Linked DNA regions of Homo sapiens: region 1 is linked to region 2. A link is a contact called in ENCODE Hi-C or POLR2A ChIA-PET data. All regions are on one chromosome and are shown on one strand. Each heading gives the region's core, a stretch centred on a gene start or an enhancer-like site at or near the end of the contact. The rest is flanking DNA. Distances are from core to core; before and after follow the strand shown. Region 1 overlaps SDK1-AS1 (SDK1 antisense RNA 1). Region 2 overlaps LOC124901574 (a long non-coding RNA gene).

Region 1 (2,906 bases), core at 209-2,708, 48 kb after region 2:
GACAGTCAGAGAAAGGCCTGGAGGAGAAACCCTGAGTGGCCCACACAGGAGCCCAGCCACCTATGCAGGAAACAGATAACCAGCTCGGCTTTGCAAGAGTGTAGTGTGCATGAGATTTTTAAAACATTAACATCAATATCTACAATCTTCTGGCCACCCTCCGTGCTGGCCTTTGCCATGCTGACCTGGGCAAGGGGTGGAGGGGACAAGGTTGGAAAGCCAGGGCTGGCTGCATGTCTCCACCTGCGGAAGGAGAGGAGGTGGGCTTCAGGGAGAAGAGGGGGCAAGGGAGTGGCATTTGAGGATTAATGAAGAGAGACAAGGAAATGAGATGAGGGGCTCCCGTAAGGACTTGGGCTTTGAAGGGAGAGGTGTGAAAAGTGGGTTTTTAGGACAGCCCTCTGCAGCTGTAGGTCTTCCGAAAGAAGTTGTTAGTAAAGACTCTCACTAGGTCAGTGCTTTTTGGAGGGGGATTTTCTGTTGGTTGCACTGCTGGCTGTTGGAGAGAGTCCCTATTAAAATAGAAAATAGAAGGCCCAGTTTCCTTTGGCTTATGGTGAGGTACAAGGCAGGGCTGAAGGAGGTGAGGCAGGTGGATACACAGAGTTTCACACCTCAGAGGATCTCTTGGGCCTGGAACTTTTCTGTACACAGAAGGGAACTTTGGGATCTTGAGGAAATTTTAGCTTCTCTAATGCTCAGTTTCTTCTTCTTTTTCTTTTTTTTTCCTTCCTTCCTTCCTTCCTTCCTCTCTCTCTTTCTTTGTTTCTTTCTTTCTTTCTTTCTTCCTTTATTTCCCTTCCTTCCTTCCCTCCTCTCTCTCCTTCCTTCCTTCCTCTCTCTCTTTCTCTTTTTCTTTGTTTTCTTTCTCTTTCTTTCTTCCTTTCTTTTCCTTCCTTCCCTCCTCTCTCTGTCTCTCTCTTTCTTTCTTTCTTTTTTCTTTCTTTCCTTCTTTCTTTCTTTCGTTTTTCAGGGTCTTGCTCTGTTGCCCAGGCTGCAGTACAGTGGTGCAATCATGGCTCACTGTAGCCAGAACCTCCCTGACTTAAGCAATTCTCCTGTCTTGGCCTCCCAAGTAGCTGGGACTACAGGCACACATCACCGTGCCTGGCTAATTGTTTTATTTTTGGTAGAGATGGGGTCTTGCTATGTTGCCCAGGCTGATCTTGAACTCCTGGGCTCAAGCAATCCTCCCACCTCAGCCTCCCAAAGCACTGGGATTTCAGCGTGAGCCACCACACCCGACCAGTTCCTTCTTTAAAATGAAGATCATAATGATCCCTGCACTATAGTTTTATTACAAGTATTACATAAAACCACACGTGAGAATAGAACTAACCCACTTCCCGGCCTGGAGCAGGCCCTTCATTCAGGCTTATTGAATCTGGACCTGCTTTGGCCCCACCCAAACCGATATGCCCCAGGTCCTGTTTATTTATGGACAGCCCTCACCCTATGGAGCTGATCCAGTGTTTGCCCCACAGCATCATAATGGCATAGGCAACAGGACAGTGTCACATTTCACAGCAGCCTTTCTTCCCTGTTCTGAAGGAGGGAGCCACATGGACGTTTTAGTGGACAGAGGAGAAACACACACATGCTTTGTGTCATGACAAGGCTCTGCCATTGCACTGGCTCAAGATCAAGGGCCTAAAGTGAGGAACAAAAGGCCAAGGCACACCAATGCAATAGAACAGTAACAGCATGTACCGCTGACTCAGGTCCTCTGCCTACCCTGGGCAATGTCTCCCTCAATCTTTGCAACACCCCTATGACATGGGTCAAAAAGTGCTCCTTTTTTTTTTCCTGAGACGGAGTCTCGCTTTCTTGCTCAGGCTGGAATGCAGTGGCACAATCTCAGCTCCGCCTCCCAAGTTCCAGCTATTCTCCTGCCTCAGCCTCCCTAGTAGCTGGGACTACAGACATGCACCACCACGCCCAGCTAATTTTTTTTGTATTTTGAGTAGAGACGGGGTTTCACCATGTTGGCCAAACCTGTCTCGAACTCCTGACCTCAAGTGATCCGCCCACGTCGGCCTCCCAAAGTGCTGGGATTACAGGCCGTGAGCCACCGCGCCCAGCCTCAGAAGTGCTCCTTTTTTACCAATGGAGAAACAGCCCAGAGAGGAAAAGCGATTTGCACAGAGTCACGCAGCTGAAGACTGGCAGATCCAGGCTGTTTGCTGTCAGTCTGAGCTCTCGAATTCTAAGACGAGCCACTTCTCTCGGGAAGCCAGGAAGGCTCCTCGCAAATCCTGGTGGAGAAGTGGTTACCTCAAAGCCCTTTAAGCACAGTCATAAACTTACCTTGAAGGGCCAGGTAATCCGATCATAGAGTCGGCGTTCAAAAAAAAAATGAGGTATTGATATGTTTATCCTCACCCTCATAACCTGTTCTATTCAAATAAATTCAGTGTGCTCAGTTCTGCAGGGAGTGACAGAGCTGCCCCGAATCAGATGGTGCCACGCACATCCCATTTCTCTTGCGGGATCATTCCTGGAGGAGCTTCCTGCAGCCAAATGACATCGAGTGTGACCATTTCAAAGTACAAACAGGATTAAAAGGAAAACATCTGTACCTTACTAGGCTGCACTAACTCAGTTACAAACAAGCTGTGTAGATATCCAAATGCGCAGTGACTTTTGCTGCAGAGGTGGGTGGTGACCATCTGGACTGGGCATTGATTAGAAGATAACTGGACATCCGTGTGACTGCATCCTTGGTGGGGGTCAGGGCACAGAGATATATGTTTGATTCCACAATGTCAGTGTGACTCAGAGACCCTTTTGTTGTCGTTGTTTATATTACAGTTAGTGAGTCACCCACTACACCTCCCTCCTGGGATGAAGTCCTGAGCTGTAGAATGACTCCAAACAGGCACGACTGCTTTATTAGCAGGCTTTGA
Region 2 (2,700 bases), core at 97-2,596:
GCAGGAAGGAATTTAAGAGTGAGCTGACAGAGTAAAGTGAAAGCAAATTTATTAAGAAAGCAAAGGAATAAAAGGGTGGTTGCTCCATAGGCAAAGCAGTGGCATGGGCTGCTTGACTGAGTATACTGTCAGTTCTTTGTTGCTCATATGCTAAACAAGGGGTGGATTATTCATGAGTTTTTTGGGAAAGGGGTGGGAAGTTTCCCAAACTGAAGGTTCCTCCCCTTTCTAGACCGTATAACATAATTTCTGAATGTTGCCATGGTGTTTATAAGCTGACATGGTGCTGGTGGGAGTGTTTTTTCCCAAGCTAATGCATTATAATTAGTGTATAATGAGCAGTGAGGATGACCAGAGGTCGCTTTCCTCACCATCTTCGTTTTGGTGGGTTTTGGCTGGCTTCTTGACCACATTCTGTTTTATCAGGGGGGTCTTTGTGAGTTGTACCTTGCAAAACCAGTCCTGCCTATTCTTGTCTCATTTATTCAAGATGGAGTCACTCTGGTTGGAAAGCCTCTGACATGGCCACTGAGTAGGTAGCAGACGTGGTAGGTGCCACCTCTGGGTGGAAGTATTTTAGAGCTGGTGCAAGATGTCCCTGGTCTGTGTTCCCTGCCACGACAATTGTGGGGGCCACAGGTTGAGGTGTTAGCATTGCGAGAAACTGAGAACCAGAGAGACCGATACGGAGAACGGGAGGATTGTTTATTTTAGGTACGCACTGGCTCAGTGGATTCGCATCCAAAAAGCTGAGCATTGAACAACGACTGAGTGGGGTTTTTATAAGCAGACTTACAAAAGTAAAACAAAAGCAGTTAATCATATAGTGTATAATTTGTGGCCTTGTAGCTGCGTCAAAAGAAAAACAAGAACTGGCTAAATACAGACATTTGTAAAACATAATCACGTTTAAGAAGCCTGGGAAAGGAGTAACAGTAAAGTAATTTATCTTTTTCTCTTTTTTTTTCCTTCAACATTGCTCTGGGGGAGAGGGGTGTCTGAAGCCCATTCCTTTGGCCTTGGCTGCTCGTACAGCATTATCTTATAACTGTCCTTGAAGTGTGCTTGCTAGGCAGAGGAAAACTTCTTTTTTTCTTGTGAACCCTTGCCTGTTACTTTTCTTGGAGTGAATGAATGCATATTTATTTTTAAATTTCTGCCTCATTAGAGCCACCTATGAAAGCAGACTGGATCGCTGAGTCACTCAGTGGAAGCCTGTTTCAAAACACAGTGTATCAGTAGAAATTTTGAGGTATAGTGAAGCCAACAGATCAGGAGATGATTGCTATTGAAAAAGTAGTTTGTTACTCACAGTTCCCAGGAGGAGGGGACACCGCCTGCCACGCCACACAGAGCCACACGGGGAAGCACCAAGGTCAGTTAGGAGGTGGAGGGAAAAGAAGGCTTTGTTTGGTTTGGGTGGGTTGTTTGCATCTGAAAAGTGCTGTCATGGCAACTTGTATCTCTAGAAATTGGCTAACTCTAGGGGGTCAGCGAGGCCCCAGATGTCAGAGCATTGGAATGCAGGAAATAAAAGATGTGGTTAATACCAAGACAAGTGTTCCGGAGGGCTGCACAATCTGCACTGGACTTTGTGGGAGGGGAAATTAAACTTTGTTCTGTGAAGCATTCATACTTGGGGATTCATTTACCACCGGCAGTGTGCTACTGCAGGAACACAGGAGAAGCAGGGGCATGTGAAAAAACAGCAGTCTCAGCATAGGCATAGCATCTGCCACACTGACAAAGTTCGTTCATTTATTCATTCCAATATTCAGCCAGTGGTTGTTGAGCACCAGCTGTGTGTCAGGCCTGGGGCTGGGGACTGGATCACAGAGACCAGGCACTAACCCTGCTCCCACAGACCTCTTAGTCTCACGAGAAAGGTGACACATGTGAAAGGACAAGGATGGGCTGGACACAGTGGCTCATGCCTATAATCCCAGCACTTTGGGAGGCCGAAGTGGGAGGTGCTTGAGGCCAGGAGTTCGAGGCCAGCCTGGGCAACATTGCAAGACCCTGTCTCTACAAAAAAGAAAAAAATTACCTGGGCATGGTGGCATGCACCTGTAGTCCCAGCTGCTCTGGAGGCTGAGGAGGAAGGATCGCTTTAGCTGAGTTGGAGGCTGCAGCGAGCTGTGATCTACACTCCAGCCTGAGCGACAGAGTGAAAGCTTGACTCAAAAAAAAAAGAAGGAAGGACAAAGATGATAGAGTGTGAAGACTGCCATGCAGAGCTGGGTCTCCAGTGGGTGGGTAAACAGAGGAGGGAGTGAATCAGGGAGGACTTCTCACAGGAAGTGACACTTAGGGTAGGTGTTCATGGAGTTACATAAGAATTCCCTGTGCAGAGACAATGGGCACAGATGTTCTGGGATGTCTAGGAAGCACATGTATAAGGGCACGTCCAGGTCTGGCAGAGTTCAGTGGGGCTGGAGCAGAGGAGCACTGGGGTATGGTGAGACATGGCTGGAAAGCCAGCTGGGTTGACATCTGCAAAGGCTTTGGGTGCACTGACAAGGGCTGCAGGTGACTGACGGCCATGCAGGTGACATTAGGAGATTGGCAGTCACAGCCTTTCCTTCTTAAATTCCCCTCACCTCCTTCAGTGGCTGTCCTATCAGATGATTAGTGTTCATTTAACCCCTCTTGTTATAGTTGGGGAAGAACCCCATAAGCTCCTCTAATTTAAGGCAGGGA

What was found. Hi-C counts contacts between places; a loop is a spot of excess contacts on that map. ChIA-PET counts read pairs that join two places held with the same protein, here RNA polymerase II (POLR2A). Pooled maps may share reads with other maps.
Region 1: a map of PC-9 shows a loop between it and region 2 (7-fold over the local background). The contact joins two enhancer-like sites. A Hi-C loop is called at or near these places in 2 of 168 maps with a recorded cell type or tissue (PC-3 and PC-9) and 2 of 50 pooled maps. POLR2A ChIA-PET finds 5 or more read pairs at or near these places in 2 of 52 experiments (AG04450 and RWPE1).

Annotation. Positions count from the first base shown.
Region 1 is chr7:3,241,762-3,244,667 of GRCh38, forward strand. SDK1-AS1 (SDK1 antisense RNA 1) reads right to left here. Exons shown (of 3, transcript XR_001744897.3): 3 at 1,786-2,906. Among named protein-coding and RNA genes, the nearest start is that of SDK1, 58 kb to the right of the region's middle. RefSeq lists an enhancer at 2,132-2,906. Within about 2 kb of position 1,459, at least 3 of the 41 ENCODE cell types and tissues checked have a DNase peak (open chromatin) inside an H3K27ac peak, as active enhancers do; they include PC-9, where a contact is called at or near this core.
Region 2 is chr7:3,193,410-3,196,109 of GRCh38, forward strand. LOC124901574 (a long non-coding RNA gene) reads right to left here. Exons shown (of 2, transcript XR_007060192.1): 2 at 685-2,700. Among named protein-coding and RNA genes, the nearest start is that of SDK1, 110 kb to the right of the region's middle. RefSeq lists an enhancer at 1,393-2,073. Within about 2 kb of position 1,347, at least 4 of the 41 ENCODE cell types and tissues checked have a DNase peak (open chromatin) inside an H3K27ac peak, as active enhancers do; they include PC-9, where a contact is called at or near this core.